3 separate regions of the Homo sapiens genome follow, and regions 2 and 3 are each linked to region 1. The links are chromatin loops, found by intact Hi-C in ENCODE. Cell type or tissue: B cell. All regions are shown on one strand. Links, peaks and the distances in the headings refer to the core of each region. The heading gives the core; the rest is flanking DNA. Region 1 holds the start of FAM83D (family with sequence similarity 83 member D). Region 2 overlaps ARHGAP40 (Rho GTPase activating protein 40). Region 3 has its middle 85 kb from the start of DHX35.

The links. Peaks named below come from ENCODE experiments on the same cell type or tissue, not always from the same donor. Only the 100,000 strongest peaks of a DNase experiment are listed, where the experiment ranks them.
Region 2: a loop joins it to region 1, with 7 times the contacts of the local background. A loop is called at or near these places in 7 of 110 quality-filtered maps.
Region 3: a loop joins it to region 1, with 25 times the contacts of the local background. A loop is called at or near these places in 85 of 110 quality-filtered maps.

What each region holds. Positions count from the first base shown.
Region 1 is chr20:38,921,114-38,931,224 of GRCh38, reverse strand. It overlaps FAM83D (family with sequence similarity 83 member D), which reads right to left and starts at 4,808. Exons shown (of 4, transcript NM_030919.3): 1 at 4,300-4,808. The coding sequence starts at 4,782. PPP1R16B (protein phosphatase 1 regulatory subunit 16B) reads right to left here. Exons shown (of 11, transcript NM_015568.4): 11 at 8,201-10,111. RefSeq lists enhancers at 3,146-3,235, 4,621-4,720, 10,000-10,111 and a silencer at 4,831-5,190. In B cell, for the core only: CTCF peaks have their summits at 4,908 and 5,108 (motif pointing left); a DNase peak (open chromatin) is centred at 4,954; H3K4me3 peaks cover 1,713 bases; H3K27ac peaks cover 518 bases; H3K27me3 peaks cover 347 bases.
Region 2 is chr20:38,640,512-38,650,622 of GRCh38, reverse strand. ARHGAP40 (Rho GTPase activating protein 40) reads right to left here. Exons shown (of 15, transcript NM_001164431.3): 10 at 8,815-8,897; 11 at 6,713-6,919; 12 at 4,436-4,576; 13 at 3,497-3,666; 14 at 1,925-1,980; 15 at 1-866. The coding sequence ends at 775. Among named protein-coding and RNA genes, the nearest start is that of ARHGAP40, 44 kb to the right of the region's middle. RefSeq lists a silencer at 4,287-4,406. In B cell, for the core only: CTCF peaks have their summits at 4,323 (motif pointing left) and 4,376; DNase peaks (open chromatin) are centred at 4,292 and 5,022; H3K4me3 peaks cover 508 bases; H3K27me3 peaks cover 2,004 bases.
Region 3 is chr20:39,042,274-39,052,384 of GRCh38, reverse strand. No RefSeq gene overlaps it. Among named protein-coding and RNA genes, the nearest start is that of DHX35, 85 kb to the right of the region's middle. RefSeq lists a silencer at 9,573-9,773. In B cell, for the core only: CTCF peaks have their summits at 1,941, 2,155 (motif pointing left), 3,931 and 4,132 (motif pointing right); DNase peaks (open chromatin) are centred at 2,144, 3,074 and 4,164; H3K4me3 peaks cover 1,026 bases; H3K27ac peaks cover 545 bases.

The DNA.
Region 1 (10,111 bases), core at 2,580-7,579:
CATTTTCCTGTTTATAGAATACGCAACATGGAAATTAAAAAGTCCCAATCTTCAACTGTTACAAACCTTCAGCCTGTTGAAAACTACCAAAGCTCCAATCCTTCCTCATGGCAGGGAGGCTGTATGCAGCAGGGATTAGGAGTGTGGGCTTCAGTGGCCGGGCACAGCGGCTCACGCCTGTAATCCCAGCACTTTGGGAGGCCAAGGCAGGTGAATCACTTGAGCCCAGGAGTTCAACACCAGCCTGGGCAACATGGCGAAACCCATCTCTACTAAAAACACAAAAATTGGCCGGGCGCAGTGGCTCACGCCTGTAATCCCAGCATTTTGGGAGGCTGAGGCAGGCAGATCGCGAGGTCAGGAGATCAAGACCAGCCTGGCCAACATGGCGAAACCCCATCTCTACTAAAAATACAAAAATTAGTGGAGGGTGCCTGTAATCCCAGCTACTTGGGAGGCTGAGGTAGGAGAATCGCTTGAACCTGGGAGGCAGAGGTTACTGAGAGCTGAGACTGTGCCACTGCACTCCAGCCTGGGCCAAAAGAGCAACTCTGTCTCCAAAAAAAAAAAGAAAAAATTAGCTGGGCATGGTGGTGTGCTCCTGTAATCCCAGCTACTCGGGAGGCTGAGTCAGGAGAGTCACTTGAATCCAGGAGGTGGAGGTTGCAGTGAGCTAAGATCATGCCACTGCACTCCAGCGTGGGTGACAGAGCAAGACTCTGTCTTAAAAAAAATAATAACAAACAACAAAAAAAAAACACTTGAGCTTCAGAGCTGGAACTAGACAGACTTGGGCTTGAGCCCAGCTCTGTCCCATGCTAACTGTGTGATCTCAGGCAAGTTACTTAACTTCTCTGTGCCTGGTCTTTTCTTAATTGTAGCCTCCTCCCAGTGTTGGGAGGGTTAAATGAGGTAATTCAGGTCAAGGGTTTAGCACAGAAACTGACCCATTCAAAGTGCTCAATCATATCACCATTAGGTACCTTTGCTATCAGAACACGGATGCAGAACAGCTTCTCATTTCATCCTGAAAGCAGCCTGAGACCTACACCTTCATGGTCCTCGCTGTCACAGGTACTAGATTTCAAAGGATGTGGTCAAGGTGACACAGCCACTCCCTTGTCCACAATGCATGCCCATAAATAGTAGTAGCTCTTAGCTAGCCACCAGATCTGCTGTCACCTCTCCCCACCTGAGCACAGGCTCCTGAACCCTCCACAGGGAGTGTGGTGGTTAACAGTGGTTCAGACATTCTGTGCCTCAATTTGAGTACAGGCTCCTTCATTCTCTAGCTGCATGACTTCGGGGCCACTTAACTTCTCTATGCCTCAGTTCTATCAGCTGTAAAATGAAGATGATAATCGCACCTTCCTTGGGATCACCTAGAACAGTGCCTGGCAAACAGAAAGCATTACTTTTTTTTTTTTTTTTTTTAAAGAGACAGGGTCTCCCCGTGTTGCCCAGGCTGGAGTGCAGTAGCCATTCACAGCGTAGTCATAGTGTACTACAGCCTCAAACTCCTGGGCTCAAATGATCCTCCTGCCTCAGCCTCCTGAGTAGCTGGGACTACAGGCACATGATACCATGGCCTGGCTTTTTTTTTTTTTTTTAAACAAAAGAGATTGTCTTTGGGACCTCAAATTCAGCACTGTCTCAAACCCAACTCATTTCAGCATCCCTTACCCCAGCTTCCTCTCCTACCACTAACCCGCTGTGGGGAATTTGGCTGCCCCCAAACATTCCAGGTCCTTAAACACTTGTGGGCCAGCCCCCATACCCTAGGTCTGGCAAGCCCCACCCAGCTCTGAGGTCACTGCCACTCCGGAGACTTTCTTTCTTTAGCCCTTTCCGCAGTACCTGCAGCAAACTCCTCACTGTTTCCCATCAGCACACTGTCCACTCTCAAGTGTTGGCAAGGATGATGCCTTCCCCTGTGGCCCCAGCCATGGTAGTGTCTGATACACAGCAGGCAATGAGTAAGCAAATAATTTGGCATCTATCGGACACACTGAAAATACTCATTGGATTTTTTTTTTTTTTTTTTTCCGAGAGGGAGTCTTGCTCTGTCGCCCAGAGCTGGAGTCCAGTGGTGTGATCTCAGCTCACTACAACCTCCACCTCCCAGGTTCAAGCAATTCTCCTGCCTCAGCCTCCCAAGTAGCTGGGATTACAGGCACGCACCACCACGTCCAGCTAATTTTTGTATTTTTAGTAGAGACGGGGTTTCACGATGTTGGCCAGGCTGGTCTCGAACTCCTGACCTCGTGATCTGCCTGCCTCAGCCTCCCAAAGTGCTGGGATTACAGGCTTGAGCCACTGTGCCCAGCCAATACTCATTGGATTTAAAGGTAATGTACCACCTTTCTCAGTTAAAACTGCCCAGGTTCCAAATACAGCATCTCGGAGGGAACTGTGGGTAGCTAGACTAGGGCAGCAGGTTCTATCTGGAAATGTCAGTATTACAAAATGCCCGTGAGATGAGGGAGAGTCTGAGCTCCTGGCTCCATCCCCTCCTCACGCCAGCACGTGAGTTTAATAGTTTCCCTCTGGCCTCTAGTTCCAGTGCCCTTTTGCTATCACTAAAATTTGGGGCTGGGCAAAAGACTAGAACAATCCACAGCTCTCACTATACAGACCAGTTCTTTACATTTTTCAGGTTCCAAGTGCTCAAGTTCTACTGGACATGAGCTTTGGGGATGCATACCTACACAAGTCTGCCTTTTCCATCTTTTTAATCTTTTCACTGAACCCGCAAGGAAAATGTCTGCTGCATCAAAAAACCCTCAGTCCACCCAAAGCACCTCAGGGCTGGTAAGAGCCTAGCTGCAGCCCACAACCACTCCCTCAAAGGCAAGGCACTAGGTCACTGTATCCACTACCACTGAAACCCCACCAGTCAGGGAAAGAACATTAAGAACATTGGTGAGAGTCGGGGCTTGGACATGTCAACCTGACAATGCACTGGTATCTTCACCCACACTCAGACACACTCAGGTACCAGCCCTAACAAGTCTTAACATGGCTGGGGCTTTATCTGCCATGTCCCTGGCACAGGCAGATAGCCAGGGAGCTGGGCACTGCCAGTCAGCAAGCAACCTGACCATGGCTCCAGACCAAGGTGTCTGCCACGACACTCTATGTGCCACACCCACCTGCAGGCTGCCTTCTTCCTCCTTGATCCCCAGCACCCTGCTGCAGCTTTATCGAGGCTGGCAAGCAGACAAGACCTCCATTGCACCCATGACCATGCCATACTAAGAGTCAGACAGTAGGACCAAAACCCACTATGAATACAGAAGCCGATCTAATGCAAATGTATCTGCATTTTAGGAGACCACTGCAATCTGGCACAGACCCAGCCTATGGAAAACAAACCCCTTGCCCCAGTTTCCCCTCCAGTCTCTGGCAGTAGAAAAAGCGGCAGGGGGCCGGGTGCGGTGGCTCACGCCTGTAATCCTAGCACTTTGGGAGGCCGAGGCGGGTGGATCACCTGAGGTCAGGAGTTCGAGACCAGCTTGGCCAACATGGAGAAACCCCGTCTCTACTAAAAATACAAAAATTAGCCGGGCGTGGTGGCGGGCACCGGTAATCCCAGCTACTTGGGAGGCTGAGGCAGGAGAGTCACTTGAACCCGGGGGACGGAGGTTGCAGTGAACTGAGATCCCACCACTTCACTCCAGCCTGGGCAAAAGAGAATCTGTCTCAAAAAAAAAAAAAAAAAAAAAAGACAAGAAAGAAAAAGCGGCAGGGCTCTCACTTTGCCACTCTCGTGTTTATCTGCTTTTTACAGCAAAAGATGCATGAAAGTAATTAGCAATAATAATTGCTTCCTAATGCCCCGTAGTTGTCTCTGGAGACCATCTTTCTGGAACTTTCCCTGCGTAAGTTCTTTGGTAATGAGTCTCCTAAGAAGCTCCTGAAAGTGGGATCTAGCGTTGGCTGACAGACAGGGAAATAGGCAATTTTCCAAGTTTGATTTTAACTGAAATTTGGAACTCAGAGTACTTCTGGTCCCTCCTTCAGGGATATGAACGTTAGGAGATGGAACCCGGGCACAATTCGCATCCTTGGGAACCGAGGCTTTCCCACTATCCCCTGCCACGAGGAGCGGCCCGGGGGATCCGGGGGAGACACGCAGAGTGGGGTGTGAGTCGGAGACCCTGGGACCACCTAGCCCGCGCGCGCTTCCGGTAGGGCGCAGAGGAGGTAGTGGCCCCGGCCCGTACTCCCAGCAGGCCTCAATTTCCCATTCTTGAAGGGGGTCTCCCGTGCGACCCAGGGCCCTGGAGGGCCGCTCACCTCTCGCGCCGAGCGGAGCTGCTGGCGCAGAGCGTCCTTGCAGCCGTAGGGGCCACCTTCGCCAGCGCCGCGGGGCTGGAAGTGCGTCTCGACACGCGTGGCGCCGCGGTAGGCGCCCTGGTAGAAGGCGGGCCAGCCAAGCTCCAACAGCGGTGGCTCCAGGTCCGACTGCTCGGGGAAGTAGGTGCCCGAAGAGCAGTCGTGCGAGGAGCCGAACGAGTCCTCGGCCGCCGCCGCCGCCGCCGCGCCCTCCTCTCCCGGCCTCTCCGCCGCGCGCAGAATGGCGTGCACCTCATCGGGGTTCAGGAAACGAGCCAGGCGCTCGCGTCGCAGGAAGGCCGCGAAGGCTTCGGGGCCGCCCGCCACCAGCTCCTCCAGAGCCAGGCGCCGTGACTCGCTGAACAGCTCGGTCGGGTTGGGCGGCCCGCACGGCGACAGGCAGGCGGCGGGCACCTCGTCCAGGCCCTCGGACAGCAGAGCCATGGCGGCGCTCGGACTCGACAGCCCTCGGACAAAAACCGGCGTGCAGTCCCGCTTTATAGGCAACCTTTGAATCAAACAGGCCCGCGCCATTGGCCGCACCTCCCCGCCTCGGCTCTCCCATTGGCTGCTTTCCTTCCAATAGCGGAGCGAGGCGGGGCGCAAGCCTCTACGGCTCCGCCCCCTGATGCGTTATTGGCTGCGATGCTGGGCTTGCTAAGAGGAATTTAAACTTGCAGGGGCGAGGCGGGCCGCAGAGCAGGGACAGAGCGGGGAGAGCCGAGCTCCTGGCCATCCCAGCGCGCCCCCTGCCGGTCGCCCCGCTGCGCGGCCGTGCAAGGCCAGGGACAGTCAGGCCTAGACAACGAGGAGAGGCAGGTGCCGACTCCCGGAGACTCTGGCCACGCTGCTCCTAGGCTCTCAGTGCTTTGGCATGGCCAACCATATCGCCTTTATCACCTGCCTTTAACCATGTATTCATTCATTCAAAGAATACCGGCTCATCGTATTAGGACTGCTCCTTTGATTACACCCTCGGGTAGTCTTCTCTCATTTCATCGATTTTTGCCTTGTAAAACCCCAACCAACCGTGGTTATACCCTACTTTCCACCTGCACCCCGGCAGCCCTACAGGGCTGAAGAAAAAACAAAAAGAGCGTAACCATGCTTACTGACTGGTCATGTTTTAAATTCATAATCCGTAAGACTGCCTGCTAGGAGGCCGGGCGCGGTGGCTCACGCCTGTAATCCCAGCACTTTAGGAGGCCGAGGAGGGCGGATCACCTAAGGTCAGGCGTTTGAGACTAGCCTGACCAACACGGTGAAACCCCGTCTCTACTAAAAATACAAAAATTAGCCAGGTGTCTTGGTGTACGCCTGTAATCCCAGATACTCGGGAGGCTGAGGCAGGAGAATCACTTGAACGCGGGAGGCGGATGTTGCAGTGAGTCGAGATAGCACCACTGCACTCCAGCCTGGGCGACAAGATCGAAACTCCATCTAAAAACAAAACAAAACAAAACAAAAGCAAACAAACAAAAAAACTGCCTGGTAGGCCGCATTTCCCTCATTCTCTCTACCTTTTCCTCTCTGACAGCTTGTCTTCCATGTCAGCAAGAACACAGAAACAGTAAGAAGGGAACGTCCACGTGCGGCCATCTAGTCTACCTTCCTGTCTGCATCTCTGCCCGTATACTGGGCATTGATGAACTGTGCCTGTGCCCATCCAACCCCAACCCCTCTGCCTGGGCATTTCCAGCCCCTCTACTACTCACCAGCATCGCTCCAGCAATCTTCTTCTTTCTCCTGGAACATCAGCTTCCCTCTTTACCGATTCATTTCTATCAGCCTACAAGCATGCTGAAATATTTTTCATCTTAAAACAACCCTCTCTTGACCCTACATTCCTCTAAAGCTCCCCATCTCACTTCTTATTTTTGCAGCATAGAATCTCAGATGTGGCTGGCCATGGTGACTTACACCTGTAATCCCAGCACTGTGGGAGGCCAAGGGAAGAGGATCACTTGAGCCCAGGAGTTTGAGACCAGCCTGGGCAGCATAGTGAGACCCTGTCTTTACAAAAAAATACAAAAGTTAGCTGGGCATGGTGGTGCGCCTAACTTTTAGTGCATGGCAGTGCTCATGATGGTCCCAGCCAGTGGGAAGGCTGAGGCAAGAGATCACTTGAGCCCAGGAGTTTGCAGCTGTAGTGAACTATGATCACACCACTGCACCCCAGCCTGGGTGACAGAGTAAGACCCTGTCTCAGAAAAAGAAAGAAAGAAAAGAAAAGAAAAGAAACCCTCAAACCAGTTGTCTATACTTGCTGTCTCCAGTTCCCTTCCAGCCCTCTTCAATCAGGCTAAAACCCCCACTGCTTTACCAAAACCTCTTGTCAGGTTCATCATGAGTTCCACAGAGCTAAATCCAACAGTCAATTTTCAGTCGTCATCTTTTTTATGTAAATGAAAAGTGGGTCATAAATGTGAGATGTTACCATTATTATTTAGCAACCAATAACCTTTTTAAATGGATGAATGCCTGCCGCTGTTGAGACGCCTCTCCCTCTCTACCTCTCCTCTCCCCATCCCCATCCCTTTGTGAAGTTTCTCAAGAATAAGTGTGGGGACTTCCATGTGTCCCTGCGCTGGTATCCAGGGTCCGGGAGGCTGCAAGAGAGCACCTTCTTTTTTTTTTTTTTTTTTTTTTTTTTGAGACGGAGTCTTGCCCTGTCACCCAGGCTGGAGTGCAATGGCGTGATCTCGGCTCACTGCAACCTCCGCCTCCAGGGTTCAAACGATTATCCTGCCTCAGCCTCCTGAGTAGCTGGGATTACAGGCTCATGCCACCACACCTGGCCAATTTTCTGCATCTTTAGTAGAGATGGGGTTTCATCACGTTGGCCAGGCTGGTCTCGAACTCCTGACCTTGTGATCCGACACCCTTTTCATCCTCTTTCAAGAAAAACACCAACAAAGTTCTGTGTGGGACAAGGACCAAGGACTGTGGTCTGAGGCTGTGCAACCACATAGCTTCTCTATGCCTTTAATGCTCGAGGTAAAAAATGAGAATGGCCGGGGCCTTAGCTGCTGTATTGCTGTCATAAGGTGAAGTACTTTATAGTATCGTACTTCCCCACAATAAGCACACGAGGGGAAAGAGTGGAATGGGGCAGGGGGAAGAGGACAGGACATGTCAGTTCACTCCAAGAATGGGACAGAGGAGAGGGGCACCCTTGTTACATATAAATGTCATGAGAGGCGGGGCGTGGTGGTTCACGCCTATAATCCCAGCACTTCGGGAGCTCAAGGCGGGAGGATCACTTGAGGTCAGGAGTTGGAGACCAGCCTGGCCAACATGGTGAAACTCTATCTCCACTAAAAATACAAAAAATTAGCTGGACATCACGGCGAGCGCCTGTAATCTCAGCTACTTGGGAAGCTGAGGCAGGAGAATTGCTGGAACCCGGGAGGCAGAGGTTGCAGTGAGCTGAGATCACGCCACTGCACTCCAGACTGGGTGAAAGAGTGAGGCTCCATCTTAAAAAAATAAAAATAAATAAATAAATATCAGGAAAAACTTTGAAAATGTATGGAATAAATATATGCTACTATACGGCCTCATGTTAATTTCAAAGAGATTATTTGACAGAATGAAGGTCATTCCCAACCACCCACCTTTTCTTGAATTCATCAGTTTTCACCATCTCCTAGTCTGGGGAGACATCTGCTCCAGGTCTGAGCCCCCAGAGCTCCCTCTATTTCAGGGGTCTCATGGGAAAGCCCTCTGTGGGAAAGGGGTGGGGTAAGGGGGAAGAGACTAGGAGCTCTCACCCACCCTCTATTCCAGGAACCTCCTCTTTGTGAATTCAAGTCAGCACTGTTCAAGTGAGCTCACAGCAATAATCACTCACACTAGCAGGTGTTATTAAAAGGAATTTAATAATTTTAATTAAAAACTCTTAACAGCGAATTCTGTCACAGGCCTTGGCAGCTGGAAGCAACTCCAGGGACATGTGCCCCCTTTGGGATGTGGCTGAGCCACAGTTTTGGACCCAAGGCCCACCGGTGCCGCGTGGCAAGGGGCTACGTGGAAGTTACCTCAGTACGATATCAAAGATCTGCGAAGATTTTTTTTAAAAAAGTTTTAAATATATTAGACTCTCTTGATTGCCATTTTTACACAAAGCTGCTGATACAGTATACAGAGTTTTAATTTTTTTTCACATAAAATACATTTTTTTAAGTGTTCTCTGTACACCAGTGGCTTCTGGTCTGGTGAATTATTGCGGAGGGCTGGGGGTCTGCAGACTTTTCCTGGGTGTGCAGAGCCAGGCCCCGCACGGTGGCACTTGCAATGCCCATGGGAAGCAGGCCCTCTGGCCAACAAGAGAGACCTGTTGGGGAGAGGGCTATAGCTTCTGGCACAGGGGGTCACTTTTGCAGAGTCATCCACTGACCATTGGAGCCTTTGCTCTTATGTGCCCTGGGGCAGGGGAGACCATCCCCAAGTTACAAATAGCAAGAGTTAAATACAGCTTTTCTGGGCATCTTAAAAGGAGCACCCTTCTTAAAAGTACCCCAGTATCCTGCTCTAGGAGAGAGAGCAGGTAGGTGAGAGAGCTCAGGATGGGAAGGTATCTGACACCAACAACCACAATGGTCTTATGTTATTACAAAGCCAGCAAACCGGTGGGGCAGGACAGGGGACACACCCTTGTTAGCTTTTCTAAGCCCCTTGGAAATGGATTAAACAGTGCAGAGCAGTTTTACTTATGCTGTATATTTGATGGAGAATTCTATCCTGAAGTCTTTAGTAGCCCTGGGCCTAGAGTTTATTCAGCTTCCCCAAGCTACTTGCCAGAAACTCACAGTCTGGTGATAACCGCCAACTTTCAGTTGTTTGGGGCATATGATGGTGAGCCATGCAGCACCTGCTTTGGAAGTGGTCTCCTTTAATCTAATGAGGAGCTGCCATAGGACCTGGGTCTCAGCAGGAGCTAGGCATCTGGTTGACTTTGCCTGGTTACTCCCAGCTCCCGAATCCACCCCTGCCATGGAGGGAGGCAGATTCCCAAGGAAAGGCTTTGATGCTGAAGGAAGCAGCAACTTTTCCTCCCATTATCCATTAGTGGGGTGAGGGGACTATGTAATAAATGAGCCACCATGAGCAAGAAACAATGACTTTAAAAACCTGAGATGCATTTGGCAGCAAATTGCAGAACAGTCTTCTAGACACTGATCTCAAGCTGCTATTATAGAGTCCCCCAAAGATGCTGGCTGAAGGCAGCTATCACTGAAAGTTCCAGATGGACCTGGATGATGTCTGCCTGGAACCCAAGATCCAGCATCTATACTTGGTGGCAAATGTTATCCAGGGGTGACCATGACAGCTGTTCCCAGCTAAAGGAATTCAGACTCTAAGGATTCTAGGAGCCGAAAAGCAAAGGGTCGCTGGACGAAGATGCAGACACTTTGCCTCAGGTGACTTGAATGGGACTGCTGATGCCTGTGGTCCCCAAGGGACGGAAACCACAAGGAACAGTTCTCCTGACTCTGTCTTATTCCTCCTTTATCCGCAGAACCTAACGTAGAGGCTGGCATGTTGCAGCTACTCAGTAAATTACGTGAGTGAATTAATGAATGACCGCGGCTCATTCATTGGAGGTTGGTCTCCAACTTGTCTCTCAACACCCAGGAGACCTACAGGGAAAGCTCCCCAGGGACTTAAAGCCCCAAGAAGGGATGGTTTATCCCTGGCTGAAAACATGAGCCAATGCCTGAGAGTCACCTGTGTGTGAAGTCGGCTCCTGTCAGGGAATCAGCTGGGATTC
Region 2 (10,111 bases), core at 2,245-7,244, 280 kb after region 1:
AAACAATTACGTTTACATATTATATCATATTACAAAATGACAAGATTGTACAAATCAACATGTAAAGCATGAGAGCTGTGAAGCAAAGTCTTCCTCTGTCCATTTCTCCCGGGGCTGGTCATGGCTACAATCTTGGCTTCCTCTCCCTGAGGCCCTAGCCCCTCATCCTGAAAGGATTCTGAGAGGGCAAGGGGCTTGTCCAAGGTCACAGAGCTCTCCTGGTTTTGTCTCTGGTGCTGCTGCTACTACACATTGTAGGGCCACTTTCGAAACAATTTTGCCTGGGGGGAAAAGACCCCAACTACCTCTTGATAAAGGTACTGCATTTTTAATTTTCCTCCAGTCTGGAAGCCACAGACAGAAGCCCATGGAGATCCAAGCGCCCCAAGTGGTGGCGTCATACAGCAAGCTTGGTGTAGGAAGCAACTCTCTGGAGGGCTGGAGGGTGGAGGGGAGTGAGGGCATTGTGTGCACGGTTAAAACATGAGAGCTGTGAAGGGAAGTTCTTCCTCTGTCCAGTTCTTCCAGGGCTGATCATGGCTACAGTGTTGGCCTCCCCTCCCTGAGGCCCTAGCCCCTCATCCCCTCTGAGTGGAGAGAGCACCACCCCTGAGTCTATTTCTGAGGGGTCTGAGAGGCATTTCAGAAAAGGAAGCCTTGGAATAAAACTCAGACCCTCCCCTGGAATAGCTTTGTTCTCATGCTGGGTACATGGACACAGAGCCAGCAGGGGAGAGGAGGAGGCATCCAGGCTGCTCCTGAGACTCGCAGGGTTTAGGTGGGGTTCTGTTTAAGGACCCACTCACCATGCGGGTTGGCACGGTACAGATCTAAGAGGTAGGCATCTGGGTCCAGGCGATGCTCATCTGTGGGAAGAAGGGGTGAAGGAGGTTGAGTGGGAGGCTGTAGGAGATGCTGTTCCCCTGCACAGAGCCCTTCACCAGGCAGTGCACTGTCCCCTGGCTGTATGCATCTTGACTGCTACAGCTCACAGCTACTTCTTTTGCTGGAGAACTGAGCTCCGCTGAGGGAAGATGCCTTGCCAGAAAAGTGACACCCCCTTTCCCCTGGGAAGCCCACGGTCGATGACTGACGGACACAGATGTACTGAAGACCAGTGCCCTTGCCTCAGAATGCAACAACTCTGATGTGATTTGTTCTCTAGAGCCACCTAGTGGATCAGGCCAAGCTCCAGGATGCGAACACTCCTGGCCCCTGCCCCTTCCCTATCCTCCTTCACTCTGTCCCTTGGAACCCTTTTCCTGAGGGGCACCCCCTCAATGCATCGTGTACTACTGAAGACATGTCTTAGCTTCTGCTTCTTGGCCAGTGGCCCTCAAAGTGTGGCCCCCCGACCAGCAGCATCTGCAACTCCTGGGAACTCATCAGAAACACACATTCTTAGGCCCCGCAATCTGTGTCTTAGCCCTCCAGGGGATCCTGAGGTTCTGGTAAAGTCTGAGGATCATTACTCTAGAGAATGCAAAGGGAAACAGCGGCCCATCCTTGGTTCCCACAGAGCCAGGGAACTCCCAGAGCTGGATATGTGTTTGCAGAATTCCTTAAGGACTCCTTGGCCCCTAGGCCAGGGATGAAGTCCATCCCAGCTAGGGTGTCCCAGAGGCGTCGGTTTCACTGGTGCTACTGTGAACCTTCACACTAAACAAATCTTCTGCATCTCTCTGCAAGCCTGAGGCCAGCTCTAGGCAAAATCCAAACTCCAGGATAGGCTCCTAAGACTTGCACAGGCTAACCTTTAACCTTACAGCAGGACTCCACCTGGTTTCATTGAAGACAGAGACCTGAAGGGAGGGCTCATCTGCAGGCCTACTCTGGCCTCCCACAGAAGGGCCCAGTGAGCCTTTGAGGTCGAAGAACTCCCAGGGACCCGGGCTCTGTTCCTGTTTCCCACAGTGGAACTTACTGATATTCCCTCCAACTTCATAGAGGAGGATGTTGGCTGACTCCATGGACCTATGGCTGTAAAACAGAGAGAGAGAAAAAAAAAACTACTGCCTTTTTCTTCTGGAAACATCAAGACCAACAACTGTGCATGGCCCCCAGCCCTGGAAAGGGCAGTCCTCACTGATTTTTGGTCCTGCTGGGGAGAAGCAGCATAAGGACCCTCCTGAGAGAGCTGGAGCCAGTGACAGAGTCCAGCACCCAGGGGCTGGGGAGAGGTAGCTGGAGGGCACGTGGTGAGGCTCAGCCAGGGGTGCACCCCGCTGCGAGGCCCCTTTCTTCTGGGCATCAGAATGGAGACTGCGAAGGCAAGGGAATGAGTGGTGACAGATGGGGACAGGAGCCTGCTGTGAGGGGAAGATTTTGAGTCAAGATGGATTATGGACATTGTATGATTACATATGATAATGATGCCTATCATGTAAGAATCACAATTATTATATGATAATTATGGGTATCCTGAGTTCAATTCCATGGCCTCTTTTCTGCCATGTGGCCTAAGGCAAGTCCCTTCTCTTTTCTGAGTCTTAGTGCTCCCATCTGTTCAAGGAGGAGCTGGATCAGATACTTGCTGAAGATGACAGTCTGAGGGTCCCTTGTGCCAATGCCAACAAGGAAGCTCTTGAGGTCTCAGGCTGTTTCCTGTACCCTAGGAATGATGGCTGCACATCAGCCCCCGACCTTCTTCCAGATCCTTGGCCAGGCTCTGCTCCTTGCTGCAGGACCTTTACTGTGCAGTTTTCTGTGCCTGGAAGCCTCACCTCGCTCCCAGATGACACCAGCTTCCTTGGCTTCCAGACACATTGTTCCCTGCATTTCTTATGAAACCTAATACAGTTTGTAACTTGATCTTTGATTCGTGACTATCTGCTTTATATCCAGGTCTTCCTCAGGACTGTGAGCTCTTAAGAGCAGGGCCTCTGTCTGTTCTTTTCATGGCTAGTCTATAATTCTCTTAATACATGGTGGGCCAGGTGCGGTGGCTCACGCCTGTAATCCCAGCGCTTTGAGAGGCTGAGGTGGGCAGATCACTTGAGGTCAGGAGTTTGACACCAGCCTGGCTAACATAGTAAAACCCTGTCTCTACTCAAAATACAAAAAAATTATCCAGGCATGGTGGCAGGTGCATGTAATCCCAGCTACTTGGGAGACTGAGGCAGGAAAATCGCTTGAACCTGGGAGAAGGAGGTTGCAGTGAGCCAAGATCGAGCCACTGCACTCCAGCCTGGGTGACAGAGCTAGACTCCATCTCAAAACAAACAAACAAACAAACAAACAAACCAACAGAAAAACATGGTGCCTGGTGGTAGGCATTCATTAAATACCTATTAAAGTGAATGAGTGAGTGGTGGTCATCATGATTATTACTTGGAGCCAAGAAACTCTCTAAGATTGGAGAACCCATCTGACCACCCCAGAAAGGGAAGGCCAGGTCAGGCCAACAGTATGTGTAACCCCCTGGTGGCCTTCAGCTCTGGGGTGCAGAGCCCTCCCTGCAGGGAAGAGGCTCCTGCCTCCAGGAGGTGCCTCTTACTGTAGAAGGAGGCTGTCCATGTCCTCACTGTCTTCTTGACCCTTGGAACCAGGGCTGAGGTGCTCTGTGAACTGCCTCAGGACGTGGGCCACTTTGGTGCTGGGGGTGAGAGGCACCTTCAAGGGGTCCTTGATAGGCCAGACCACCTGGATCTTTGCCACCTTGGGAGTCTGCAGAGAGAGAGAGAGAAAGATCCATATACATAAGAGTCAGCTTGCCTGGAGTTCCAACGTGGATGCATAAACACGCATACATGGCACTTACGCAAATGCCCACGCTGAAAATCACAAGATACACACACACGCATACCGGACACTTGGGCACAGATCACAGACATACACATTCCAGATGTGTGTTTGTGTTTCTATGCCTATGTTTGTGTTTCTATGCCTGTGTCGGTGCACTTGTACACACAGCAGGAGTACATGCAACGCACCCACAAACACAGACATGTAGGTTTGTATAAAGACCCATCACCCACACATCGTGCACGGTGCAGCCTCAACGCTCATCAATTTCTCTAATCGGGACTTTAATAAGGAACCGTGTTCAGGACCCCTCCTAGGAATACTCAGTATTTTTGGAAGGCTCTTCCCTTCTACTATCCCCCACCCAGCCCCAATCACCTCACACCCCGCAGAGCGACTCCCATTTTCCCAACCCTCGGCCAGGGGCTGCCGAAAAATGGGGCGGCGGTGACGGTTTCTAGGGGAAGTCTCCGAGTCACTCCATTTCCCCTCCCCAACCCGCTTCTAAGCCCTCGTTTCGCAGCCACGCCTCCTCGCTCCCCGTGACGGCGCCGCAACGCCCCCTGGTGGCCTCACTGGGCCGTTGCTGGCAGCCCGGTAGCGGGGACCTGGAGGAAGGGAAGCACCGCGCCCCAGGTGCCCTCCTGTCGCCTCGGCCCTTCTCCACCTGTCTGGGGTCGGGGGCACTCACCGCCTCGAGGCCGTCCCCCGCCTTGTCCCTGTCTGCGTGCATCCTCCGCAGCCAAGTCTTGAGGCCTGCGTCGCAGAGCTGGGGGCGCCTGCTGCTACTGTCGTTCAGTTTTCGCACCTGGGCGACCAGGAAAGAGGCGACCTGGCCAGAAAGGATCAAGTTTTGGCAGGGGGATAGGACTTCTGGGGGCGAGAGGCAGAGCCCTCTCCAGGGTCATCGTGGCCTCTTCCCTGGCCCAGCGTCCCACAGGGCTTGGAAATATGCATTTGTTGGACACGGGACGGAAGCACTGGTTTGGTGGAATGAGGAGGGGGCATTCAGCCCCTAAAGTGGACCTTGGAGTAGGGGACCCTGAGAGTGGAGCCCACCCTGAGGCTTAGTGGATAGTGGTCCCCTCGACAGAAGCTGGAGGGTCCTGCACCTGCTGAGGGATAGCTGCTCACTGGCACACTCAGGCAGGGGTGTCCCCAAAACACACCTGGAGCAGGCTCTGCTCTGAGAACCCCCAGAGAGCCCACACTGGGGGATTCCTACAGAGACCTCCAGATCAACCCATGCCTCTCTGTGGGATCCGAACCCAGCAGAGTCAGAGAACCCAGACTCCATGGACCCTGCTAATAACATGTTTCTGTCTCCCAGGGTCTGACGAAACTGGAGTCGATTCTGAATTCCCCTTTTTGCTGCTATGTGTGTGCTGTCTAAAGGTGACACACACGGGGAAGAGCGAGGGTGATGGGGGTTCTCCCCTTTCACTTTTTCTACATCTATGTTTTCTGAAGCTTTTCTAACAAGAAAACATTCAAGAATTTCTTGAATTTTTAAAGCATCCTCCAATAAAAAGAAGTATTACAATCCAATGTCTTTCAGTAGCAACATTATCTCAAAGGGCTGAGTGCAGAGAAGAAAGGAACTATGGGGGTATAAGGGGTGTATGAGGGAGGAGTAGGGGACTTTCGACAGAGGAGTTGACTTTTGAACTAGGAGGTCTTGAAGAATGAGCAGAGGACACCAGGCTTCTGCCCTTAGAAAAAAAAAAAAGGGAAGGGAATTCCAGGCAGAGTAAACTGCATAAGCAAAAATTCAGAAGTGTGAAGTACTAGATGAGTTTGGAGTGCCAGCTGGCGTTTGCTGTGTTTAGAACACAGACGAGTGCCCAGGCAGGGTAGGAAGAAAAGTGGGAACAGTCAGAGAGGGCTTCACTTGCTGGTTTCTGGAATAGGAAATCTAACCTAATGACCATGGAAGAAGGAAGGGATAGAGGGAAGGACTGTGGGTGGATGGATGGGTAGATAGTGGGATAGATGCATGGTTTGGTAGATGAGTGGATGGATGGATGGGTAGATAGTTGGATAGATGTGTGGTTTAGTTGGATAGATGCATGGTTGAGTGGATGGGTGAATGAGTGGGTGGATGGATGGATTGGTAGATGAGTGGAGAGATGCATGATTGGTGGATGGGTGAGTGGATGATAGATTGGCATATGGGTGGATGGGGGAGTTGGAGGAATTAATGGATTGATGGGTGGGTAAGTAGATGGGTGGGGGGGATAGGTGGGTGGGTGAGTGGGTGGGTGACGGGCAGTTGCATAAATGGATGGGTGGGTGGATGGATGGATGGGTAGGTGGGTGAGTGGGTGGATGGATGGGAGACTGAATGGAAGGATGAATGAACAGATGGAGGGAAGAGGCTACGCATCGCTAGGTGAGAAAGCAGCCTGGTCAGCAGTGGTAGATGGTGCTGCCTTGTGTTCACAGGAGTCTCAAGAGCTGGAGGGGTCTCAGTGCTAGGGGCACCATGCATGCTGACACCGCAGAGGGGCCTCTCTCCTGCTCTGGCTCCTCCCCTTGCTGTCACTTGTTACTCAGGGCAAAGCTCACGGTGGGGGCAGGAGGGCAGGGGTATCCCTGTTATCTGGTTCTGGGCTCTGTCTTAGGCAGGCCCTGTGATCCTGGGCCTCAGGGATGGGGCTTTCTCAGCAGCATAAAAGCTTTGATGTGAAGGAATTATTTGCAGGAGTTGGGGGAACTCCTGCAATCTGGGGTAGACCAGATGGCAGCAGACTGACTGAGAGGCATGGCAGTGGAGACAGAAAGTGAAGACACTTCTTCTTGGTTACTAAGGCAGGGGGAGGAAGAAAACACAGGCCTGTGCAGAGGCCAACAAAGGTCCTGGAAGGGACACACTAGGGAACTGAAAGGACAATGCCCAGGCTCCTGGAGAGCAGGGGCGGCACGGCAGCTGCACCCAGAGGGATACCCAGCGCCCAGCAGCACTCACCGTCCACAGCAGATCCTGGTAGTGCACCATTATCTGCACCACCTCGGCTGCCCCTTCTGCCAGCTGCTTCTCCTTGCCTTTGGGGAGCTTGGGGGGCCGCCCTTGGTGCAGAAAGAGGTTAGGGGCCATCACGGTGGAAACATTCCTCAGAGTCATCTTGTTGTGCTGTTCCCGGGCCACCACCTTCCTGAGGAATTCCAGCAGTGCCTAGGGAAGGGTGCAGAGCCTCCCTCAAATCTCAGCCCATCCCTGGCGCCTCCCCACCATCCCCAGGGCATTCTGATGAATGATAAGGGGGTGCTAGGAAGGAGCCAGGAGCTGGGAGGGCAGCAAGAGGGGCTCCCGTTCCAGCTGTGTCACCGGCCCACTCCATGACCTCTCTGTGTCTCCGTTTCCTGCTCTGCAGTGTGTCCAAGACTCTTTCCCTCCCCTGCTCCCTCAGAGACTAATGAGACAACTGGGTCAGACTTCAACTTCCAGGTAGAAAAGGGCCACAGGTCTGGAACATGGGTCATTTCCTGGTGAGGCCCAGGATAGCTCCTTCTTTCTGGAGTCTGGGTCTACCCAAAATGCAAAGGAAGGAATAGAGAAGCAGAGATGCTGGGAGAAGCAGAGACACTGAGAAGAGCAGCAGAAAGTGATGAGAGCTACCACTTACTATGTATTCTTTGTGTTCCTGGGCCTTTAATTGGTACATCTCATTTAATCCTCACAGAAACTTTATAAGGTAGGTTTTTTTTGTTTGTTTTTTGTTTTTTTTTTTTTGAGTCAGAGTCTCACTCTGTCTCCCAGGCTGGAATGCAGTGGTGTGATCTTGGCTCAGCTCACTGCAACCTCTGCCTCCCAGGTTCAAGTGACCCTCCCACCTCAGCCTCCCAAGTAGCTGGGATTACAAGTGTGCACCATCACACCCAGCTAATTTTTTTATTTGTAGTACAGACGGGGTTTCACCATATTGGCCAGGCTGATCTCGAACTCCTGACTTCAAGTGATCCTCCCGTCTTGGCCTCCCAAAGTGCAGGGATTACAGGAATGAGCCACTGTGCCTGGCCAAGGTAGCTCTTATTATTGCATGTGTTTTACAGATAAGGAAACAAGCTTGGAGAATGTGCCAAGAGTCATATAGCCAGTAAGGACAAAGGGACGGAGTGAAGAAGGGAGGGAGGGATGGATGGATGGAAGGATGGATGGATGGATGAATGGAGAAAGAAAAGATTAATAGATGGACGAATGAGAATAAATGGGTGGTGGAAGGAAGAATAAATGGAAGGGAGGTGGGAGGGAAGGAGGGAGGGAGGGAGGAAGAAAGGAAGGGAGAGAGGGAGGGAGAGAGGATAGGAAAAGAGGACACATATTGAGTACCCTGCAAAGCATCATCTTCTACCCCATGATTCCTCATGAGTTAGCTTTTATGATTTCCAAAACAATTAGACAAGATGCTATTAATGCTATTATCATCCTCAGTTTACTGAAAAGGAAGCAGAAACTCAAACAGGAAGACCCGGGGCCTCCTCAGGCTGATCCTGGAGGCACATCTTGAGTCTGACTGAAGGACAGTCAAGACGGTACAGGGAGCTGGGCCAAGGCCCTGCATCCATTCCCATACGACAAGGAGAATTTGCTAAGGGTCTGTTTCCCAAACTGGTTCTGCATGGAACACCAGTGCCATGCAATGCTTTCCACAACAAAAGAGGTCTGTGATCAACTGAGTTTGGAGAGTGCTGCATACTCTAATCCCACTTGGAGATTCTCTAAAGCCTCAATATACCAAAGGCTTTGAGAAGTCCTGGGGAGAAAAGTATTCTTAACCTTGTTTCATGAACTCTGTGTTTACCCATCCATGCTTGGCCACAAGGTGCTAACACCTGTTAGCACCACGTGGAACTGACGCTCTGCAGTGCCCACTCCGGGACTATCCCCTTTCAGGACTCATCTACTTTCTTTAAGAAAAAGTCTCAAGAGAGGTTTGTGTGGGTCATCACTGAACCCTAGCACCTGGCAGAGTTGTTGAATGAATGAATGAATGAATGAGCACATTTGAAGCCATGGCTGTGGCTGTGGGCTGAGATGGCAGAGTGGTGGTGGTGCATGGTAACTCTTACCTTTAAGGCATTTCTGTTGGGTTCTGGGAGGATGAGGATGAGCAGGTGAAGAACCTGCAGGCGCTGCTTCAGGTTGGGGATGTCTGCGGGAAGGGAGGGACCTCAGTCTCCATGGGAGGCTCAGGGACTCCCTCCCTCAGTCTGGTCTCTTCTTGGGGAAATTCCAGAGCTGGAAAGCCAGGGGACAGCCAGGAATCCCTTTTTTCATAAGGTGTGGGACTATTTCCTTGTCTAATGTTGGCTCAGACAGAGCCCTGACCAGTGCTCGTGGGAGGTTCACTCGCTATACTTTGTGTAACAAAATAAACACACGCATGCATGTGCAGGCAAGCACATGCCGCACAGACCTAGATGCAGTCCAGGCTGCAGCCCAGGGTCAGAAATGCAATGAACCAGCAAATCACCCTTAGGAAGGGAGACAGAGAGCTCAATGGGCCCAGATAGAAGGTTTTCATGAAACCCTCTGTGTTGTGAGGGTTGAAAAGGAAAAGCTGTCTCACACCTGGTGTCAGGATCTCCGGGGAGAGGAGGTAGGTAGGAGGAGGTAGTAGTTATAGATTCAAAGAAGGAGTTCATCAGAGCCAGACAAGACCCAGCAGCTGAGAGCTGGCTGGAACCTGGAGAAGAGCTGCGTAGGAGACAGAGGCTGAGCACCCTGGGCGCCAGGCCTGCGACCCCATATGACCTACCTACCTACCTTCCTTCCTTCCTCCCTCCCTCCCTCCCTCCTTCCCTTCTTTCCTTCTCTCACTTATCAACAAATATCTATCAAGTACCTGTCAGGTGCTGTGCTCAGTCTAGGAATCTTGGACACAATAGTAAAGGAGGAAAACAAAGTCACAGGCTCATGGAGCTTACATTTCAGAGAGGAGACATAATACACAAGCAAAGAATAAATCAGAGTATGATGGGCATCATTGCATCATTATAGAGGCTGGCAGGCAGCATGATGTGTGGGGTCACGGAAGGCCCCTCGCAGGCAATGACAGCCAGCTGGAACTTGAATGGCAGAAAGCAGCCAAATGAGGGTGGAGGGAGGTTCCATTCAGACACAGCAGCAAGTGCAGAGGCCCCAGGGAAGGAAAGAGGAGGGGGAACAGCAAAGCGAGAGAGCCTGGCCAGACAGTGGGGAAGGAGGGGCCCAGGAGGAAAGGGGGCCAGAAATAGGCAGGACCTGAGCCGGAGGAGGTGGGCCTAGTAAGAAGTGGAATCTTATTACAAGAGTGCTGTGGAGGGTGGGCAACAGCATAGGGAAGGAATCTGATTTATGTTTTGCAATGAGGTTGAGGCCAAGCCT
Region 3 (10,111 bases), core at 1,749-6,748, 120 kb before region 1:
TTGCCCCTGGACCGCTGATCACCTATTGATTTTCCAGCCCGAGGCTACATCCGCCGCCAGCTGCCATCTCCAGCCCTGTCACCAGGACCACTTGGTGACTAACTGATCCCCCGGTCCCCTCCCACCCCCACCCCTCACTGCACACCCAGCTCCCCCACTCATGGCCCAACCTGCCCTTCCGGCTTTTTCTGTGCCCAGTTCCTACCCTCTCTTTCAGGGCTCAGTGCTGGGACCCTGGACACCAAAATCAAGTGACTCCCCAGCTAGCTTTGATGCCTGGCTGCATGACCTTGGACAAGTCACTTTAATCTCCTTGTGCCTCAGTTTCCTCATATGTAAAAATGGGGCAATATTGGAAGCTACCCATCATGTATATCAGGCAGCAGTTTCCACAGTGTATTATGGGCACCTCTGGGGTCTCTGAGACCCTTTCAGATGGTCCATAAAATTCAGAATAATGTTGACAATAATACAAACATGTTATTTGTGGGGGTTTTTTGCTCTCAGTGAAAGCTTTTTAAAACTCCCAGTGGAATATTACAGGGGCTACATGACATGTGGTATCTCAAAAACTTGCAGATGCAGATATAAAAATCAAACTGTCTTCTATTAAGGCTGACATTATAGAGATCTGCAAAAATATAAAACAAAGCCACACTTCCTTCTCTTTAAATTTTGTGTGTTGTGAAATATAGTTATTTGTCATAGGAATATATTATTTATGCTCACATGTAGTGTTTATTATTGCTATTTTAAATAAATTATAAATAAATATTATTAAAATTTGTTTTGACTCCTAAAATGGTAATTAGTGATAGATACAACCCACATGAACAAGAGCTTTGAGGGCCTTGATCATTCTTAGGGTGTAAAGGGTTCCTGAAGCCAAAAAGTTTGAGAACTGCTGGTACAAGATGCTAGCACTGTGTCTGGCTCACTGTAAGCACTCAGTAAATTATTATTGCTATGATTTGGAGTTGCTATCATTGGGAGTTAGAGTGATTTCTCCAGTCAAGCTGGGGAGGGGATTTGGGGGTGCAGATTTGGGGAGGTTGCCCCTGATTAGGGACATAAGTGGCACAAAGGTGAGATCCCCCCTGCCGGCTCCTAGCAGCCCCCTCACCTGGCACTCACTGCCAGCTTGGAGTGTCCAAAGCCATGGCCAAGGGAAAGGAGCACGTGGCTGATCTTGGCCCTAGCAGCTGGGATTGGCTGCACCTCGAGATAAACCTCCCTCAAAATTGCTCAGAGGGAGGCAGTTGGTGCAAAGAAGGAAGAGGCTGGAGAAAGAGATGTAACAATAGCTACTCCTCGATTAGCCTTACCATGTGTCAGGCATCATTGTAAGCACTTAAAGTTAAGTCATTTGAGCCCTGCGACAATCTTAGACAGTTGTTTAAAAATGTACATGGGATGATTTTGTTGTAATCAGGTATGGGAAGATGACAGACACAGAGTCAACTGCCTGAAAGGAAGATTGTATTACTTACAGTTCCCAAGAGGAGGGCACAACATTCAGGGCCACCTGAACAAAATGAACAAAAATGCAGAAATGGGGTGACCTGGGACAGTCTGGGCATCCCAATGGCCCCTCAGATTTACCATGGCCCATCTGCTTCTCCTGGCAGGCCCTTGGGTCTGCAAGAGCCCTGATGGTGGAGAGAGGGCTGCGCGGGTGGCCCCCTCCTGAGGGCTGGCTTTTGACCCCTCTCCCGCACCCACCCCAACTCCACTCTGAAGGACCCTGGCAGGCCAGGTCAATAATTAGAACTCCATAAAGGTTTGCTGGTGTTGATTTTTGTCGTTGCTTTTTGAACTGGGCCTGTAAAATGGAGAGGTTCATACCTTCCTTGGTGAAGTGGTCAAGATTTAAAGACTTGGTGAGTACAGTATAGCTTCTTGCAACGTGGACAGAGAAGGGGACACCGTCACGAGAGGTGCGGGGGCTGTTTTCACTCCGATGCGCTCAGACCGGGACTGAGCTGCTGTGGACGTGCCCGGTGGGCAGGCGGTGAGCTCGCACCGGGCAAGACACGGGTCTGACCCCTCCCCGCACTCACCCCCTCCCTGGGCGCTCGCAGGACCCGAAGCAGCGCAAGGGCGTCCTGGCTGCCCAAACGCGGGGCTCCAGCGCCGCCTGCCGGCCGCCGTGTGCAACGCCGACCCGGAAGTCTCGCCGTCTCTGCCTGCGCTGGGGACGCGCGGGACACCCGGTTCCGGGAATCCCGGTGGGGGTCCGACCTTGCTTTGGGCGCAGGGAACGCGGCTCTGCAGGACGGGCTGCCGCCGAGGGCATCGGCAAGCTTCGGGGTGTGGACCGTGCCTGCGCCCGCTGCATCCGTTTTGGGCAAGGCTGTGGCTTTTTGAGCCTCAGTCACTCTTTGCGGAGGACGAACAGGGTGGGAATTCGACTTCTCCCACCGCAGCGTCCCTGCAATCTCGTTCTCGACGACGTCCCAGCCTCCCTTCTAGTCCAGTCCCACCCCCAACATTCCTCCTACCCTACTCGCTGGGCACTTCCCGCAATTCCAAATCCCGGCGTGTGGCTCATCCACGTGAAAACCCTTCAGAGCTCCTGGTTGTCGCATAAAACGTTGCTTTCATATTAAAACGAACATGGATTCTGGGAGGCAGAGGCTGGACGATCCCTTGGGCCCAGGAGTTGAAGGTTACAGTGAGCCATGATCCCCACTGCACTCCAGCCTGGGCAACAGATCGAGATTCTATGTCAGAAAAATAAAAAATACATAAAAAGTAAATAAAACTAACATGGATCAGACAGAATGAAATTGAGAGAATGTGGAGCTGCCCAGCTCAGAGCCACCAAGCCCCTAGGAGTCACAGGGGAAGGAGACTCCCAGAGCTCCTGCAAGCCAGCCAAGAGGGGGCCCATTCTCCCAGGGAAACAGCATTGTCAAGGTGGGCTCCATCTCCAAACCAAGCTCCAGAAGCCAGGTCAGGAATTGGGACAGGGCACAGGAGGGACAGCTTGTCTGTACTCCTGCATGTCTGGGCCTCAGCTGACAGTGACCCAGAAGGCTGGGCCCTGGAAGAGCTGGGCCAGAGGACCCACTTCTCAGATGGCATCATGAACCACAGCCCATGAGTAGCCTCTCCAGCATCCTGGTTATCAGGTAGCTGGCTTGCTCGGGTGGCAGTGTCCCAGCAAGCCAGGCAGGAGCTGCATGGCCTTTCGTGACCCAGCCTCAGAAGTCACACCACATCACTTCACACAACCCTGGGTCAAAACCACTACCAACTTGGCCAGATTCATGAGAGGGACATAGACCCCACCTCTGCATGGGAGGCATGTCAAAGAATCTGTGGGGGGAAAAAAAAAGGCACGGCACCAGTCCATCTATTTTTATTTTTTTTTTTTTTAGACAAGGTCTCGCTGTGTTGACCAGGCTGACATGCAGTGGTACAACTGATCACAGCTCACTGCAGCCTCAAACTCCTGGGCTCAAGTGACTTTTCCGCCTCAACCTCATGAGTAGCTAGGGCTGGAGGCACACATACCACACTCGGCTAATTTTTTAAATTGTTATTTTTTTGTATAGACAGGGCCTATGTTGCCCAGGCTGGTCTCAAACTCCTGGCCTCAAGCCATCCTCTAGCCTCAGCCTTCCAAAGTGCTAGGATTATAGGCATGAGCCACCATGCCCAGCTCCATCTAGAAACTATGGTTTTGTGGCCTAGGGAAGGTGTCACCTGGATAAGGTATCACCTATGTTTCACCTCCAAACTCAGGTGCTCCCTCCAGAAATGGCACTGGTCTCTCCATCCCCACTGGATGAAAGATGGCCAAGAGAGACCTCCCTGAACCAGTTGCAACAGCTCAGGGCCATGACAGGATGAGGCCATGGAAAGGGGACACTGCAGGAGATGGCCGAAAAAGCAACATGATTTGCCTCAACTGTCATTTCTTAAATCCAGACACAGGGAAGGGAGGGGAAGTGGGGGACACACAAGGAATAATGGGGGGGAATCAAGGAACTGGGAGAAGAGTTCTTATAGTGCCTCTGCCCTTCCATATCTGCTCTATCAGGTTGTCAGAAGCAAGGGACCAGAAACACAGTCCACTTCCCCTGAGCCCATTGCCAGGAGTGGACAGCAGTGTGGGGACTCACTGCCTCCATGTGGCCAGCAGAGGGCAGCATAGCGCTGCTCTGCTGCATCAGATGCCTGGCAACTTGGCAGGGCCAGTCTGGAGGACTCAGGACTCAACAGGACCAGACTCAGGACCCTCCACATCCCTGGCTAAGGACGGGCTGCAGCCTGGATGTGGGTCATGTTTTAGCACGTGAGCTCCAGGGAAGCAGGGACTGTGCTCTGTGTGCAGTGGTCTCTTATCTGCAAGTGCTTCTGGGTGTCCAGTGTCAGTGAGTTGTGTTGTGAAGGGCACAAAGGTGTCCATCAGATTGTTCCTGGGTGGTTCTGAGCAATGTGTGTGTCCTGATGCCAACACTCATCTGGTGTCCAGCAGCTCCACGAGCCTTCCACTCACTGCTCCCCCTGAAAACTCCAGTGTCCCGAGCCCCAGGGCCAGGCGGGCCCCACTCCGGGCCTCTGTGCACCCCCACCCCCTGACATGGTCCTCCCCTCTGCTTAGGTCCTGGTCACCTCTGGCCTCTGCCCATCTTGAGGGTGGGGGCCCTCATCACCGCATCTGGTTCTTTCCGGGGTGACTTCCTATCTCCCTTGTTTAAATAAAAGGAGTCCACCTTGAAGGAGATGCGGGGACCTGCACACCACGGCACCAGGGAGGCTGGGATGGGCATGGAGGGAGGGGCAGCGGGTGCCCTCTGTGACACACGTGGAGGGAGCAGAGGCTCCTGTTTCCTGAGCAACCCCTGACCCAGCTCCTTTCTGGAATTTTACAATGGAGCTCACTGTGGCACCTGTGCACATGGAAGGACAGGAGGGAGGGAGGGAGGGAGAGGGAAGGAAGGAAGGAAGGCTTGCTGGTTTTAAGTTATTACCACCCCATTGCACTGGTAAGGAAACTGAGTTGAAGACAAAATTATGTCTTGCCAAGGGTCACAAAGTTATCTAATTTTGGGTGTGGGGCTTAAACCAGGTCTCCTCCAGACCCAAAAGAGTATATCCTAAATGATCCCATGTGTATGAAATTCTAGAAAAGGCAAAGTTAGCCCATAGTGACAGAAAGCAGAATAGTGATGCCTGAGGCTGGGGGGCAAAGTCGGGGTGGCTGTTGACTACAAAAGATCATGAGAAACTTTTTGGGTGAAAATGTTCTATATTTGATTTTGGTGGTCACTGTGGTGTACTGATTTGTCAAAACGTATTGACTATCCAATTAAATGAGTGCACTTATTACATGTGAATTATACCTCATTAAAGGTGGTCATTTTTTAATTCGGATCTTCTGACTTGGAGCTCAGTGCTCCTGTCCTCCCTACTCAGATGATGCCCAGTTGTGGTGTCACTAATCTGGGTCCTGTGGCCTGTAAGGGTTATTCACATACCCAAAGGGTGTCCGAATTCCATCTGTGCATGAACAAGATCAATCAAGAGAGGCTGTGGGGATGCAAAGCCCTTTTGTCCTAATCCTGGCTGGGGCAACAGACTAATCAATTGGCAAAAATCCCATGTGAAAAATCTAACTCTCATGCCTATAATCCCAGCACTTTGGGAGGCTGAGATGGGAAGATCGCTTGAGTCCAGGAGTTCGAGATCAGCCTGGGTAACATAGTGAAACCCCGCCTCTAAAAAAAAAAAAAAAAAAAAAAAGTTAACTCCATCTATGCCCACTAAGAACAGGGCCAGGCATCATCACAGTTCAGGAGAAGTGACCTTGGTTTATTAATCTGGGGACAGGAAACCTACCCTGTCTCCCTAGAAGCTGAGTTCCCACGACCCCATCACCACTGGGTCAAGAAATCGCCCCAGAATCTGCCCTCCTTCTGAGTCTGCAACTGAAGTCGGGAAGACCAAGGGTGATTTAGAACACCCTTCTCCAAGCAATGGAAAGCTTGGAGTAAGACTTACATTGTACAAGTTCCCTGGTGGTCTCTTCCAGTTTGCATGCTGCCTCACTAACCTGGCCCAGATTTCTGCCTCCTACCAGGCAATCTTTGGAAAAGCAGACACCAGTGCTAATTAAACTGGTTCTAAATGATCAGTAAGCCCAAGAGAGAGGAGGGAGCCACATCTGGGTGTAGCAAACACAGCTCAAGTCTACATGCTCCTCGGATGGCAAAAGCTCATCAGGATCTTCAAAGCCTTGGTGTATCCAGTTCTCTTTCGCCTCCTGAAGGCCAAAGGCTCAGAAGCAGAGTGCCAAGTGCCGAAGTGGAGGGAACAAGAGTCCCTATGGGCTGAGAGCATAAATTCCAACCTAAGGATACTGATCAGCAGGAAGGACTTAAATGACACTGTCTGTCCTACTGGTTCCTGCCCTGGAAGTATGAAGGCGCTCTGCCCAGATAAATCCTATAAGCTACCCTCCATTTTAGTAGCCTATTTAATCATAAACTGGGGAGGGCTTTTCCAGTGAGTTCCTTCACCTCTACTGAAAGGGGCCGCGGGGCTGCATGTCTTTGACTCCTTGGTGATTAGACAAGCTCTGCGGCTGTTGCTGGCTTTCAGATTGCCGATGAAAATTAACTGTACCATGGGGCATGTAGAATAAACACGAGTTAAAAGGGTGTCCCAAGGAGATCATGTATCTGAGTAAAAATGCGCTGTGATAGGGAAAAAAAGCATCAAAATGTCTCATGTTGTTGGCCGACTCACTCCATCCAGGGTAGAAGTGGTTCCTGCCAGAATATGAGCTTGGAGGTGGGAGGCAGGCTTCTGAAGCCAACTCCACAACCTCCTGCCTCCCGGGGCCACTGGTGAGCAGGTCTAAAACCTTAGACAAGAAGGGCTATGTGTCCTAAAATCCACATCTCCTCCAGATGAACACTTGAGGCTCCTTATCCCCATCTTACTTCATTTTACATTTTATTTTATTGCCAATCCTTGTGTCCTACCCCCACCCCCACAGGCAACACTTGCGATGCACATCTTGTTTGTACATATTTTTGCAATCGTATTGGTTTTGTGTGCATGTAGTTTTAGTCTCCGTGAACAGGACTATCACATCAGTTTCTTTTTTTTTTTCTTTCTTTTTTTTTTTTTTTTTTTGAGACAGACTCTCGCCCTGTCGCCAGGCTGGAGTGCAGTGGCACGATCTTGGCTCACTGCAACCTCAGCCTCCCAGGTTCAAGTGATTCTCCTGCCTCAGCCTCCCGCGTAGCTGGGACTACAGGTGCACACCACCACATCCAGCTAGTTTTTGTACTTTTAGTAGAGACAGGGTTTCACCATGTTGGCCAGGATGGTCTCAATCTCTTGACCTTGTGATTTGCCCACCTCGGCCTCCCAAAGTGCTGGGATTACAGCAGTTTCTTAATTCTTCCACTCAGCTATTTCTCAGGTCTGTGTTCTATGAACCTGCTCTGTACTGATCCACAGTGTCATCCAATACATTGTCCCTGCACACCTCCCAGGGATGGACATTAGTCCCCACCCCATCCATCACACCAGTAAGCATCCTTACATGTGTCTCCTAAGGACCCGGGTGAGAATTTTGTTGGGAACACACCCCCAGAAGCAGAGTTTCTGGGCTGTGGGGCAGGAACACACATGAGTAGTCCCAGGTGGCTCTCCAGGACTGCCGTACCAGCTGCGCACAGAGGCCGCCGCATCTCCATCCGCCACCTTTCCACTGTGTTGCTAATCTCATTGGTGCAGAGTGATGTCTAATTGTTGCTTTAGCTTGTGTTTTCCTGATGACTAACTTTGAATATCTCTTCAGTGGTTTGGTGGAGTGTTGGGTCTGCCCCTATACATTGCCTTCCATTCCCTGTGCCCATTTTTTTCTGCTGGAGTTGTCTTTTCACTGGTGATTTATAGGAGCTCCTTGTACATTCCTGACATTTAATCCTTTGTTTGGAATACCTTCCCCCAGCTCCCACACCTACAGGTAGGCCTTTTGCCAACCACTAAAGCAAATTAAGCATAATAAGAAATGAAGAGGCCGGGTGCGGTGGCTCACGCCTGTAATCCCAGCACTTTGGGAGGCCAAGGCGGGCGGATCACGAGGTCAGGAGATCAAGACCACGGTGAAACCCCATCTCTACTAAAAAATACAAAACATTAGGCAGGCACGGTGGCGGGTGCCTGTAGTCCCAGCTACTCAGGAGGCTGAGGCAGGAGAATGGCGTGAACCCGGGAGGCGGAGCTTGCAGTGAGCCCAGATCATGCCACTGCACTCCAGCCTGGGCAACAGAGCGAGACTCTGTCTCAAAAAAAAAAAAAAAAAAAGAAATGAAGAGAAGGGGGGCAAAGGAAGTAAAATAAAATGGGAAGTCAACTGTTGAGTTTTAAACTAATACACTAAAGTAGAAGATGAAAATCACAGAAAAGGCCAGACACAGTGGCTCACACCTGTAATCCCAGCACTTTGGGAGGCCGAGGTAGGTGGATCACTAGAGCTCAGGAGTTCGAGACCAGCCTGTGCAACATTAAGAAACCCCGTCTTTACTAGCTACCGGGGAGGCTGAGATGGGAGGATCACTTGAGCCCAGGAGGCCGAGGCAGCAGTGAGCCCATATTGCACCACTGCACTCCAGCCTGGGTGACAGAGCGAGACTCTGTATCAAAACAAAACAAAAAGAAACAAAAGAAGATCACAGAAGAAAATATTTATAGAACCACGACAACAAATGTCCAAAATAATAGTTAGACAAACAAGCAGAGTACAAAAAAGACCAAGACGTTAACATAAATGTCGAGGAAAAAATACTTTTGAAGAGCATTAAAAATAAACACGACTGCATTCTTTTTAAAACTTCGCAGTAAAAAGGAAAATAATGCAGAGGTCAGAGAGGTGGAGATTAAAGGGGTGAGGCATACCCATGAGGAAAAACAAAAAAACAACAGCAAAGGGAAAACACAGGGACAGCAGACACCAAGCAAACTGAAGACCGCACTTGAAAACAGAACAAGCCTAAAATGCGGGGAAGAAAAGCAACCAGAGAACGAGGCTAAAATAAACAGCCTGAGGGTGAGCTGGTAAGGCCTTATCAGCCAGCTCCTGCTCTCCTGGGGTCCAGGGCGATGTAGAGGCTGATGGCAGTGGTGGGGACGCAGAAAGGAACTCAGGCGACCTTTGGGTCCTATATGGGTCCGCCCATCAGGCTGAGGCCAGCAAAGAACCTGGCTAGGACGTTCATACTTGGAGCCACTGATGAGGCCATGGTCAAGAAGCCATGGGCAGTAGCCTGTGCTGGTCGTTCACCTGGCTATGGAGATCCTGGGGTATTAAATCCTGTGCCTGCACCACCCCTCCCTTGTGAACCTCCCAGCCTCCCTAGCCTGCTCATTGCCTTCAGGAGAACCCACAAGTGGGAGCGGTGGCCATGTGTGCCAGAGGGCCTGGGGGAACGCTGCGCTGGGAATCTCTTTGGCCGCACTTAAGCAGGCAAGGAGACGCCCTGTTCCAGCAAGTCCAATGCCACCCAAGAGTGCAAAAGGGAACACTGCCAGGATTCACCAGAGACGTCAACGTGTCATCCTTGCTTGCTGGAGGGAGCAATGACTGTGAGGACCCAGGGACAAGCCCTCTCCAGACCGTCTGCCACGCAAATTCCACCTGGTCATCCACAGTAGCCAGCTGTTTGTGCAATTATTTGATTGGCTATTTCCAGTTCCAATGACTCAGAAAAAAAGAAAAAAAAAAACAGATTAAACTGACAAGAAATCCAGAGTTCCATCATCCTGTTTCATCACAAATTAGAAGGCTGAGGAGAAAATTCAGATGAATCATTGGAGAGTGGAAAATACCTGATCTTATCTTGAGGTGAAAAAGGGATATGGGGCTGAGACTTGCCAACTCGAATTCTTCCAGGGGATAGAAATGTCCTCCAGCGGCGCCAAAGTTCACTTGAAACCCAGGTGGGTGCTTGGCAGTTCAGATCCACTTCCCAGAATGATGATCTTGGTGCTGATGCTGCCAGATGCCCTGCCCGGCCCACTCAGCCACAACCCAGTAGTTCCCAGACTTGAGGATTACATCAGTTTTTGTTTCATCATTTTGAAT